Linked DNA regions of Homo sapiens: all the other regions are linked to region 3. A link is a contact called in ENCODE Hi-C or POLR2A ChIA-PET data. All regions are on one chromosome and are shown on one strand. Each heading gives the region's core, a stretch centred on a gene start or an enhancer-like site at or near the end of the contact. The rest is flanking DNA. Distances are from core to core; before and after follow the strand shown. Region 1 holds the start of GNL1 (G protein nucleolar 1 (putative)). Region 2 holds the start of RXRB (retinoid X receptor beta). Region 3 holds the start of EHMT2 (euchromatic histone lysine methyltransferase 2).

Region 1 (3,960 bases), core at 127-2,626, 1.3 Mb before region 3:
CTGTAGAACTTGCTCCCGGGCTGCTCTCTTTCTCCTCTCTACCTCCTCCCTGCTGTCTCTCTCAAAATGCAGTCGGTATCTAAGGGAACAGGGACCGAGACATCCAGAGCAATCCTGTGGCCACAAACTCCTATTTTCTCCCCTCTTGTACAATCAACTTCGCAAACCATTCTCTCCAGAGTCGTTCAAGTCTCCTCTCTCAAGTCAGACTTCCCCCAAGTCCTTCTTTCAGGCAATACTCAGCCTTCTCCTTCTAAAAGCCCAACTCTCTCCAGCCCCTCTGGAAAGGAAGACTGTGGCCCGCTGTGGGGAGCCGAGTGGCTAGCGGAGAACTGTGGCATCCCAGGCCCACCGTCTTCACCAGTAGCAGCCCGCTTTCCCCCAAAGCTCTGACTTCCGGGTAGGCGGGAAAGCCGGGACCAGCGCCCCCTCCCACCCTCACCGATTTGGGTCGTAGCCTCGTGGACCCAGCCCCTGAGAAGGCTGCTGGTTAAGCCTGCGGATATGATGGGTCACAGACTCCCCGTCCGAGGTGTCGGTCTGTTCCTCTCGCCGCTCCCGGCTCCCGCTGCGGCTGTTGGAACTGGAGCGCAGCCCATCTTGAAGCCCTGCGGGGAGGGGCCGGTGACGCCAGTGCTGGCCAGCTCTCAGGGGCCATAAGACCCTCTCCCCCATCGGCCTGACTCCCTTTCATCCCACTCAACTTCTTCCGATGTTCAGTCCTCCCAGACACCCTATTTGGGACCCTCCCGGATGTGCGTGGGGGGAGTCACTCCTTCAGGGAGCAGTGGGGACGGCGCCCCGTGCTAGCTGGAGGGATTCCCCTCCCCCAACTCTCCATCCTTCCCCACCCCTTCCAGATGTAGGGGGGGTGGGGGATCCCCTCCGCGATAGGCCGCGAGGGTTGACGCGGTCCCACGACCCCCTCCCACGATCCCCAGAGGTGCAGCGGGCACACCCCTCCTTCCAGATGTGCGGAAGCCCGAGCCCCGCCCCCTCCTCCCGCTCCCGCACTGACCTCTCTTCCGCTCCCGTTTGTCCTGCAACTGCTTCTTCTTCTGCTTCACGCTGAATGGCTTCTTCCTCGGCATGGCCCGGACCAGTCACCTGGCCCGCCCTCCGCCGAGCTCCCGCCGCCTCAACTGACTGCCCCCCGGGGCAGCCCCCGCCGCAGGGGCCCGGGACCCTAGAGGAGGCGGGGCTAGCAGGTGACGTCAGCGGGCGGGCCCGACAGAATTACCGCCGCGGCGGCGATGGAAGGCGGACGGGGGAGATATAGTCACTTCCCTCCAGGAGCGAGGCGAGAGGATGATGCGGGGTGGGCTACTGGCACGTGAGAGCCAGTGGCACCGAGAGGGCGCCCCGGCGGCGAGGAAGGAGGCGCGCGTGGGAGGACCAGGCTAACTCCGTCACGGACGCTACCAACTCGCGTTCGGAGGAGGGGGGGCGCGTGTCATCACTACCTTGCGCTCCCGGGAGAACCTACCACTCACCTGGAGGGGGCGGCGGAGCGGAGGGCGGGGCCTACTACCTAGGGGAGAGGGGGCGTGGACACGCTGAGGCTATACTACAAAGCCCCGGGCTTGACCTTAGTGGAAAGCCGAGACTGCGTCCAGGTTGCTGGACTACACCGGGGGCACGGTCAGAGGTCTTTAGGGGAGGGCGGCGGTCTGAGAGTCCTGGGTGCCGACCTGTTGGGACCCAAATTCCTTGTGGGAACGATGATAAGGAGCAGGTTTACAGATCATAAGTGCAAAAGCGGGCGAGAAGGGAAACCCAAGCGGGACAAGGACTTTTGGGGGGAGGTCAAAGGGCACGAAGTTGTGCCTGCAGCTGTTACCATAGTAACCGAGGACCGGATGTGGCGATCTTACGGTGCGACAGTCCTCTTCTCAGGCCCTCTGGCCCGAGAGCCTGTTGACTCTGTGACACACTCTGAGGAGCTGGTTGTGGTGTTTTCCAGCGAGGGAAGAAAAGAGTAATTTTTTCAAAGCATTTATAGAAACGCAGCAAAGGGAAGGTGTGAGGTTGCCGCCATGCCTGGCAGAGACGGAGGGAGGCAGTTGGCTCCGGAATGCGGCCGCCGCAGATGTTCTCCGCAACCTTCCGGAAGTGGAATGGCGGGAGCCTCAGCATTGCTGCCCACCGACCCCCCGGAAGCGGAAACAGAATCCCCGCGTGCCCCTTCCTCACTACCCTCCAAATCCCGCTGCAGCCATTGCCGCAGACACGATGCCGAAACGAAAGAAGCAGAATCATCACCAGCCACCGACACAGCAGCAGCCCCCGCTGCCCGAGCGGGAAGAGACTGGAGATGAGGAGGATGGGAGTCCCATCGGTGAGGGGTCTGGGAGGGATGTGCACATGCCTGTCAAGCCCGTCCGGGCAAGGGGCTAGGGGCTAATAAGGTGCGAAGGAGGGGGCTGTAACGGAAGGAGGAAGGGCGCACGCGCTGGGGAGGGATGGAAGTGGGGCTCTCCCAAATGGAGCCTTGAACCAGGAGTTCTCTTACTGGAACCATCAACCTCAATACGGCCCCAGACCTTTCTGGAGAAGGCGGGGGTGGAGAGAATAAAGAGCTCTTTTGCGCAGCCGCAGAACAGTAGGGGAAAGGGGTAGTAGAGATGTTGCAGATTGCGATGACTGGGATGACAGTTTGTATCCAGACTTTGACTGAAAAGGTACAGGTGCAGCTTTCTCTAAACTAGTCCTCTGGCCAGCAGTTAAGGTGAGGGATTGGTTCATGTCTGGAGACACTTAGGTTGTTTTGGATAGCGACGGTACGGTGAAGAAAAAAAGTTGTCAGTATCTTTTCCTGCATTATCCCCTTTGATTGAATATCTACTTTTTGCAAACCCTGAAACAGCTTTGCAGAAAAAAGGGCAGATAGATGGGGTGAGAACTCCCAAGACTGCTGAAAATATACCTGACTTTACTGGTTGAATTAAGAAATAAGTAATACAAGAAAAACACCTAAGAACAGAATCATCAGTCCTTTAATCCATTCTGATGACCATATTTTCATGTCTGCTCTTAGGACCACCCAGCCTTCTGGGCCCTCCCCCCATGGCCAATGGAAAACCTGGCGACCCTAAGTCAGGTGAGGAGGAAGGGGCCCTGATCCTTGTATTAGGTCGTAGAGAAGACAGCAAGGGAGGGGATAAAACCCAGGAAGGACTTAAAAATAAAAGATCAGGGATTCCATCCCTAAATGAATGGAGAGAAGTTGTATATTTGCTGATTTAAAAACTCAATGTTGTAAAAATGTCACTTCTTCCCAAATTGATAAACAGATTTCATGCATTCCAAGTCAGAACACCCATAATGTTTTTGTGGAAATACACATTATTATAGGGAAATGCAAAATATCAAGGCGACTATCAAGACAATCTTGAAGTGGGAGGGCTTACTATGAATATCAAGATTTGTAAGCTGGGCATGGTGGCACACGCCTGTAGTCCCAGTTACTCAGGAGGCTGAGGTGCGAGGATCCTTTGAGCCCAGGAGTTTTTGAGGCCACTCTGGGCAACATAGTGAGATCCTGTCTCTAAATACAAGAAGAAAAAAAGACTTACTATAAAGCTACAATAGTTACAACGATGCAGTTTGGAAACAATGATAGACATAAGTCAATAGGACTTATGTCCCGAAGAGTCCAATAACAGGCCCATACATGTGTGGACACTTCATTTATGATGAAGATGGAACTGAAAAGTTGGTCTTTTCAATAAATGATATTGGATCAATTGGATATTCATGTGAAAAAAATGGAATTTCACCTTGCACTCATAATCATATACAAAGATCTATTTCAAATGGACTGTAGATCTAAGTATAAAAGGTAAGAGAATAATTATTCTAGAAAGTAAATGTATTTTCTAAGAGTAGCTAAGAGTTCTTAAACAGACAAGAAATGCACGTATACACACTAACCATAAAGGAAAGATTGATAAATTGAAC
Region 2 (4,001 bases), core at 1,014-3,513, 1.3 Mb after region 3:
TGGTGGCTTCACATCTTCAGGGGGGCCAGACCCACCCCCAGGGAGTGACACTGTTGAGTTAATCTGGGATGGGGGAAATAGGGAAGTCACAGGAAGACTTATTGGGAAGCAGAATGTCACAGAAGTGATGGAAATCATTCCCTACCACTAAGCAAGGCCCTGCAATGCACATTCCAGAGGCTGTCATTTACACTGCAGTCTATGTGAAAGGCCATCCCTGGAGCACAACCCCAAAGTGAATAAACAGGCCCCCCCTGAAATTGTGCAACACAGTGACCCTGAAGGGCAGGTGTCTTGGGAAAGCAGATGGGATCAAAAGGGCAGAAAATCAGATAGATGAAAAGGACATCAAGAATATCAGAATTAGCCGGGCGTGGTGGTAGGCACCTGTAATCCCAGCTACTCAGGAGGCTGAGGCAGGAGAATTGCTTGAACCCAGGAGGCAGAGGTTGCAGTGAGCTGAGATTGTGCCACTGCACTCCAGCCTGGGCAACAGAGCAAGACTCCATCTCAAAAAAAAAAAAAAAAAAAAACACACACACACACACAAAAACAAAGAATATTAGAGTTCTTTTAGGGGAGGAAGCATGCACTGAAAGATCAGTCACCTCAGGAAAGGCAAGGGGTCTCATAAAGACCACAGGCCTGACAAGGTTAGAGGATTGGAAGGTCAATGGGCCATGGGGAAGTTCACACAAGGATCTGGGGTTACAAGGAAAACAAGAAAATGAAAGTGGCCAGGCAGTAAGTTGGTCACAACCTCTCACCTGGGGGCTGCTGACAGGCCCGGAGAATCCTGGGGGAGCTGGAGGGGGCAGACCAGGGGACCCCATGGAAGAACTGATGACTGGAAAGGGAGAGCCCAGTGGGGGTGGTGGCATCGGGGGTGGGGGTGGGGCCCCAGAGCCTCCAAGGGATGGAGCTGTTGAAGGGGGTAGGGGTGGCCCAGGAGGAGAAGGGGGAGGGACTCCCTGGGGAAGGGGATTTGGGGAGGAGCTGTCTGGGCTTCGGGAGTCTGAGGGAGGGGTATGTACAGGCACACAGACACACAAGAGACAGAAGAGACAAAAAAAGAAAATGAGTCTTCAAACATCCAACTAGAGACTTTAATTCTCTAATACCCCACCGTGCCGGACCCAGCCCACTCCACCCATCCCCAAGTTCAGAGACACCCTGCTGTCAAACAACAGTGTAACTCCGGCTGGTCCGATGGTAGTGGGTTATCAGAACTTATTAACATTTGTGTCACTAAAATTGGTATACAACCTCCCACTGCTATATTTGACTGGCTAAAAAAACCCAAAAACAGCGTAACTCCTCATTGTGGTGAGAGGAGGGAGTTGACAAGGAGAGGAGGATAGTTCAGGTGAGGAAAATTTTCCAACCAATCCATTTGAATGAATACCAGGTCATCCCAAAGCCACACCTGTCTCGTGGGTGGGGCAGCACGTGGGGTAGACCATCGAGCCCCTCTATTCCCAGCGTAAAGCCAGGTAGCCAGAGCGTGCAAGGGAAAGAGACAGGCAGGAGAGACCCCTCCTAAGACGCAGGATCTGCCTGTAAACGCCCAAAGTCCTGAGGTTTAAGAGGAATCGTGCCCTTCCCAGGCCCGCGACCTCCGGTGCCCAAGGCCTCAAGCGGTCACAGCTAGGAGGGCGGAAGCTCCCCTTCCCCGCCCCGCCCCGGGGGGGAGGGTGCTAAGGCCCTCGGGAGGGAGGGGACGCGTGTTTACAAACAAGGGGGCGGGAGCGCAAGGAAAAGAGCACCGGGGGAGGGTGTGGGGGAGGGGTCGCAGATAAAGCGGTCACTGGCTCGCCTGCCCTTCTGCTGGGGCACTCACCCCGCCCGCTGTCGCCCATCCCGTCCCGTCCAGCCTCCCCTGGCTCCGGCTCCGGGGTTTGTTGTTCTCCGCCTGCCACCGCCGCCGCCGCCGCCGCTGCGGGATCCAGCCAGGGCCGTCGCCGCCGCCACCGGGACGCGACCCCACAATGCATTTCTTTTCGCACCCCCACCGGCCCACACTGCCCTGCGGCATGCCGCTGAGGGAGGAAGGGCGGGCGAGCGGCCCAAGACATGATCCCTGGCTGAGAGTAGGGATACCGAAGAGGTCCCAGGGATTCCCAAGGATTGATCGGAGGATTAGCTGAGCACGAGGAAGCCCCTGAGAGAAAGACTCTGGCCTGGATTGGGTCGAATTAAGCCCGTCGCTCTGCTCAGTACCAAAATGACAGCGCCAATGTGGCAGCCATCTTTGTACAGACGGGAAGTCTCGGCGCGAGTTCCCGCCCCCTCGTCTAGTTGGAAACCGAGGAGGCGGTCTCCTCCGGCCTGTTAGCCCGCCTCGCCCACCCTCCCCTCAAATCACCTCCACACTCGCGCATGCGTGTCAGTGCAGGATGGATTCGTCGCTACCGGAGTGCCGCCATATTGGTAAAGGCATTAGGGCGAAGGTGGAACGGAACTTCCTGTTCTCGCGGGATCTAAAGGCGGGACTGCCACGTCCAAGCAAACCGGGAAAGGAGAGGATCCCGGAGCCGGTGAGAATTCTCTGTTTTTTCTCTACCATCCTTTCCAGGCCTTTTCCTCACCTAATGAGTCGTAGAGACGAGGGCCCAGAGAGTCTGTAAAGTGGCTGGTGAAAGATTAGTGTCCCAGGGCCCTACATCCGGGAGGTGGTTCGGGATAAAGAGAACTAGTCTTGGGAACAATGTAGGTGGGAACTTAAGGGAATGGGAGAGCGGCCCATAGAGGTGGACGGAGGGCGCGATTGGAGTAAAGCGGACCCTGTGTAGGTATAGAGTTGAGTCAAGTGGAGTCACTGCCTCTGTCCCTCTGGTCAGCGTGATGGCCAGAGGCCTGGGGGCCCCCCACTGGGTGGCCGTGGGACTGCTGACCTGGGCGACCTTGGGGCTTCTGGTGGCTGGACTCGGGGGTCATGACGACCTGCACGACGATCTGCAAGAGGACTTCCATGGCCACAGCCACAGGCACTCACATGAAGATTTCCACCATGGCCACAGCCATGCCCATGGCCATGGCCACACTCACGAGAGCATCTGGCATGGACATACCCACGATCACGACCATGGACATTCACATGAGGATTTACACCATGGCCATAGCCATGGCTACTCCCATGAGAGCCTCTACCACAGAGGACATGGACATGACCATGAGCATAGCCATGGAGGCTATGGGGAGTCTGGGGCTCCAGGCATCAAGCAGGACCTGGATGCTGTCACTCTCTGGGCTTATGTGAGTCTCCAGGGGATGGGAGAGAGAAGGGCTGGTTCTGGATTGTTGGGAAACTCCACAGTACTTGACCTTGACTCTCCCTCACCAGGCACTGGGGGCCACAGTGCTGATCTCAGCAGCTCCATTTTTTGTCCTCTTCCTTATCCCCGTGGAGTCGAACTCTCCCCGGCATCGCTCTCTACTTCAGATCTTGCTCAGTTTTGCTTCCGGTGGGCTCCTGGGAGATGCTTTCCTGCACCTCATTCCTCATGCTCTTGGTAAGTAACCTCTGACTTCTACCTCAAATCTAACCTATTTCGTTCTTTGGAGGAAAAGGGTTCTTTCTCCTTTATGATCCCTGACCTTTCGATATTCCCCCAAATACACACTCATTGTGTCAGATATTCCCTCATCTGGTTTTCCCCCCTTCTTCCAGAACCTCATTCTCACCACACTCTGGAGCAACCCGGACATGGACACTCCCACAGTGGTGAGGAAGAGACAGATGGGGATGGGAGTTGGGGTGCTGGGGAAGGTCCGTCTCTCCCTATTCCTCACCTCCCGCACTTGAGGAGGAGGAGTCTGGAATGCACATCTCCCTTAATGTCTCAATGCCTCCATTCCCAGGCCAGGGCCCCATTCTGTCTGTGGGACTGTGGGTTCTCAGTGGAATTGTTGCCTTTCTTGTCGTGGAGAAATTTGTGAGACATGTGAAAGGAGGACATGGTCACAGTCATGGACATGGACACGCTCACAGTCATACACGT
Region 3 (4,232 bases), core at 1,303-3,802:
AGCGAGAAGTCAGCATGGAACGGTTAGGGCCCATGCCTGGAGGCAACTGCTTAAAGGCATTTTGTACCTGACTAGGGTGCTGCTTCACCCATTATCTTCATGTGCCTAATATCTGTGAGACAAAGAACAATGTATAGCAGATCAATAGCTTGTTATTCTAATGTAAACTGGTAAACAATTTAGGAACTGCCTCTTCTTTTCCTTTGTTATTTCTTCAATCTTTTAAAAAATTTTTATCTTTTTTTTTTTCTTTTTGCGGCTCCTTCCAGAGCAGGGCTAACTCCTACGCAGTGTGCCCAGAGTCAGCCTGTTTTTTTTCAATATCTTCACGTCATCCAATCTTCTTTTCCTTTAAAAACCTACTTGTGGGCTGGTTGTGGTGGCTTGCACCTGTAATCCCAGCACTTTGCGAGGTCAAGGCAGGAAGATTGCTGAAGCCCAGCAGTTTGAGACCAGCCTGGGCAACATAGTGAAACTGTCTTCAAAAACAAAACAAAACAAACAAAAAAACCCCTACTTATAACTGCTGCTAATCAGAGTGTATTTTCACGGCAACTTGAATCTTTGCTCCTAAAGGCTGTCCTCAAAACCTGACCAAATATACTTTACTTAATGTTAAGTTTGCCTCAGTTTTTTCCTTTAGGTCAACAATAGGTATGACCCAAGAACCCTAGAACTTGGTCATAAAGCTTCTGGTGCCCTTGTCACTTCCCTCCTCTATTATTTCTGTGGCCCTCATCTCCTTTCCCACTGGGATTCCCAGGAAAAACTTTACAAATAGAGCAGTGACAGATGAGTTCCCCAAGGGCTTGCTTTGAGGTAGAAAGGAAGAGTGGTTTGAAATTCCCTTACCTTGTCATTATCATAAGAGTAATTAAGACATTAACTATATAATTGACTCTTTAACATCAAACTTTCACCACCCAAGAATGTAAACTGCAGGAAGAGAGGAACCTGTCTGTTGGTTCACAGATCAAGCACAGCCTAATATTTGACACACAGCAGCCCCTTGCTTAAATATGTGAATGAGTAAATGGAGTAGAAGCCTTAAGTGAAACTGTAAAAGAGCTCACCAAAGGTTTATGGTTGATTATCCCATCTCTCCCATCCCACTCACCTGTCCATTTCCTGGTTTGGACATGGTTTTGCGGGCTCGGTGGACCTTGGGCTGTCCCTCTGGGCTCGTGGTGGCTGGAGGGGGTTCAGACCCTGCTGCTGCAGCTCCCTGGGCTCCTGGCATACTCAGTAGCCTCATAGCCAAACTCTGGACAGATGGAGGTGATTTTCCCGCCCCTGTCATTGACATCTTGGCCCGGCTAGGACAGGAACCCCCCTTGCTGGGGGAAGAGGGGAATGACTTTGTGGCATGGCCTAGAAAACAGGCAAGCAAAAGGCAAGATAAGAAAGAAGGCAAGAGTCAGAAATTTCCCACCAACCCCCCAGGCTACCCAGCCTCTCACCCAGCAGGATCCGGCCCCCACGGAGGTCCCCATCTCCCTCAAGATTCTCAGATTCATCCCCAATGAGTGGTGTAGCCCCTACAGGGGTGTCAGCCCCCTCATCACCAACAGTGACAGTGACAGAGGCTGGAGATGAGGGGCCAGCAGGCTCCAGGGAGTCGGGGGTGGCCTTGGGCAGGGTTTCTTCACTACGAGGGGTGTCCCCCAAAGAGCCATGAACTGTAGAGGAAGAGAAAAAGTTCAGAGCTAAGGGCTCAGGAGATCCTGTGTTTAGGGAAGGTGACGGTCCAATTGGGGCCCGTTTTAGCTGCACTCACCTCTCTCGGTGGCTCCTCTGGTTTCCTTCTCCAGCAGCAGCGCCCCCATCTCAGCGGGGGCCTCCCCCTGGGAGGGGAGACAAGGGACAGGAGGGCTGGTCAGCCCAGTAGAGAGTTGGGGGGTCCAGGATGCCTGGGCCCTGGGAAGAGAGAGTAGGCTCCGGGGCCTACCTCTTCCTCTGTGGGGCCCCCCCCTTCCGCGGCCTCGGCTGCCCGGAGGGGCCGCACGACCCCTCCCCCGGGCCCGCATCAACCCCCTCCCTCTCGGTAGACCCCGCATCTCTGGGGCCGAGAGAAGAGGAGGGGGAGGGGGCGGGGCCTCCGCGCCCCGGCCCCGCCCCCTCCTCCCGGCTGCACGCGCCGCTCCCCCTTTGTCCCCCAGGCCGCGGGGACCCCGGGCACCAACCCCTCCAGCACCCGCTGCCCCCCAGCCCGGTGGACGGCCCCTCGTGCCCCTCACGCGTGCTCCTGGGGCCCCGGCGCCCGTCGCCCACTCAGGGGCAGCCGGCGGCTGCACGCGCGCCTCCGTGCCCACTCCCCCCACCTCCCACACCCTGGTCCCCTCATCCGCCCCCGGTGCTGGCCCCCTGGATTGCTGCAAGTCCCGCCCGGGCCCCCCGGCCCCGTTGCACCCCCGGAGCATTGCACGGGCGCGCGCTTCCCCCGGGCGCGCGCGCGGGCATGCACCCGCCTCTCCCCCTCCCCTTCCGCACCTCGGCGGCCGCCGCCGCTGCAGCTCCCGCCGCCGCCGCCATCGCCGCTTGCGCTGGGGGCCGAGCCGGCGCGCGGCCGCCCCGGGTCACGTGGGCGAGGGAGGGAGGGCGAGGAGGAGCCTTAAAGGAGCCGCTACATGCTTTTTGGCCATTTTCCCCTGAGAGCGGCCTCGGAGATGGCTGTGACTGTCCTAAGCTGGGAGCTGCAAGGGAGAATTCCTGTCATTCCTGGCCTCAGTTCTGCAGGGACCGAGGGCGAGACACGCCTGGGCCCAGGTGTGGCGTCTCTGTCCCCATCTGGTTTTAGGTAACAAGCGGAGCTTCTGAACTTCTCGGCTCTCGGCAGCGGCTGTATTTCCTCTGGCCTGGTTGGGCTTTTCCCGCCTCTGGTTGCTTTTCTGCCTTTCTAGTTTTTGGGTTACCAGATAGAAGGCTTGGCCTCAGTTTTGGCCTCGCCTTTTTGCTCTTTCTAACGAGCACGAAGGGGCGATAGGGACGCGGAGGACACCTTTATTCTTGGCTGGTTCTAGCATGCTGCTTCATGTCCCCTGGAGCAGCGTGCCCTTCTGAAAACCTGTGGCTAAATGTCTCTTCTGTTTATATCAGGCGTGTTACACCTTCACACGCACTAGGGATCCAGGTAAGCCCAGCGGCCCGAACGTCATTACTGACTGGTGACACTGCAGTAAGTAAACCTTTTTTGCCGAACACTTCATAAGCACAGTCAGGTACTCCGTGGGTCATAGCCCAGCGGACAATTTAAGTATAAATGATATACACCAAGATAGACAATCTCGATAGCTGTATTTAGGGTACCATCCCTTTAGGTATTACGTTTTGGTCGAGTTTGGAAAAGATCTGTATGATTTCACACGCAGTATTTGACACAGGCAGGTGGGGCACCTGAGGCCAATTAAAGGCCTTCTGGGAACTGTAGTTCTCTTTGGTTAACTATTCCAGAGCTTTCTGGGAATTGTAGTTTTCCCTGCACCTTAATCCAAACTTAGCTTTTTTTTTTTTTTTTTAGCTTTCCTGAAGACATGACCTATTTACCCCAGACAAAATATGACCAAACAGACTCCTGCTTACAATTTCCGTGGGCAGGTTGGCCACCTGTAGCTCATCCCTAGCACTGATCCTAAGTCCCTCAAATAGAGTTCATGTGCATCCCCACGACTGCCAATCACTTGTACTGTGAGGTACCTGGCTAAGTGTTGAGATTGCAGAACTGGTGGAGGGCTGGGGGTGGGGACTTGGGGGAGTCCCTGACCAGAGGAGCTCACTTGTCACACTCCTCTCCCATGTTTAGGGCTGGGCTCCTTCAGGCAAGGGATATGCAGAGTTGTGACCTCTAGGTATTAAGAACGCAGCATCACAGGGAGAGGCTGTCTAGGGCAGGATAGTCATGTACACGCAGTTGCCAGAGTGTAAAGGAAAAAAAAAAGTTTTTTTTTGTTTTTTATTTTGTGGAAAACAAAAGCAGAAAAACTAAAACCCCAAACTCCAGAAAAAATCCTAAAAAATATGTTTTTTCTTAAAAAATACTGTATGTCTCTACTCCTCTCCCTCCCTCCCAACAGCCCTTCTTGTGTTCTTTCTTTTCTAAGTGCCCTATCCCCCCCACCCCCATGACTATCCATTGTTTCTTGCTATTGTACCCCCACTTCCCAATATCTACCCAGGATGCGCACCCCACGTTCTCTTACCTGGCGTCTTACTTTGTTCTCCCTCAAATTTCAGCA

What was found. A loop is a pair of places that touch in the nucleus more often than their neighbours do. ChIA-PET counts read pairs that join two places held with the same protein, here RNA polymerase II (POLR2A). Pooled maps may share reads with other maps.
Region 1: a pooled map shows a loop between it and region 3 (7-fold over the local background). The contact joins the promoter of GNL1 here to the promoter of EHMT2 in region 3. A Hi-C loop is called at or near these places in 4 of 50 pooled maps. POLR2A ChIA-PET finds 5 or more read pairs at or near these places in 2 of 52 experiments (T-cell and naive thymus-derived CD8-positive, alpha-beta T cell).
Region 2: a pooled map shows a loop between it and region 3 (6-fold over the local background). The contact joins the promoter of RXRB here to the promoter of EHMT2 in region 3. A Hi-C loop is called at or near these places in 1 of 168 maps with a recorded cell type or tissue (CD4-positive, alpha-beta memory T cell) and 7 of 50 pooled maps. POLR2A ChIA-PET finds 5 or more read pairs at or near these places in 1 of 52 experiments (BJ).

The regions. Positions count from the first base shown.
Region 1 is chr6:30,555,113-30,559,072 of GRCh38, forward strand. It overlaps GNL1 (G protein nucleolar 1 (putative)), which reads right to left and starts at 1,377. Exons shown (of 12, transcript NM_005275.5): 1 at 1,019-1,377; 2 at 443-608; 3 at 1-79. The coding sequence starts at 1,091. It overlaps PRR3 (proline rich 3), which reads left to right and starts at 2,183. Exons shown (of 4, transcript NM_025263.4): 1 at 2,183-2,338; 2 at 3,038-3,100. The coding sequence starts at 2,233. RefSeq lists enhancers at 655-1,220, 1,221-1,785, 1,786-2,350.
Region 2 is chr6:33,198,402-33,202,402 of GRCh38, forward strand. It overlaps RXRB (retinoid X receptor beta), which reads right to left and starts at 2,264. Exons shown (of 10, transcript NM_021976.5): 1 at 1,841-2,264; 2 at 768-1,015; 3 at 1-63. The coding sequence starts at 2,075. SLC39A7 (solute carrier family 39 member 7) reads left to right here and starts at 2,466. Exons shown (of 7, transcript NM_006979.3): 1 at 2,466-3,255; 2 at 3,344-3,512; 3 at 3,671-3,724; 4 at 3,862-4,001. The coding sequence starts at 2,845. It also overlaps the pseudogene RNY4P10. RefSeq lists enhancers at 1,993-2,494, 2,495-2,996, 2,997-3,498.
Region 3 is chr6:31,895,146-31,899,377 of GRCh38, forward strand. It overlaps EHMT2 (euchromatic histone lysine methyltransferase 2), which reads right to left and starts at 2,553. Exons shown (of 28, transcript NM_006709.5): 1 at 2,491-2,553; 2 at 1,778-1,844; 3 at 1,461-1,679; 4 at 1,118-1,371. The coding sequence starts at 2,532. It also overlaps a transcript of C2 not described here. RefSeq lists enhancers at 1,696-2,392, 2,476-3,070.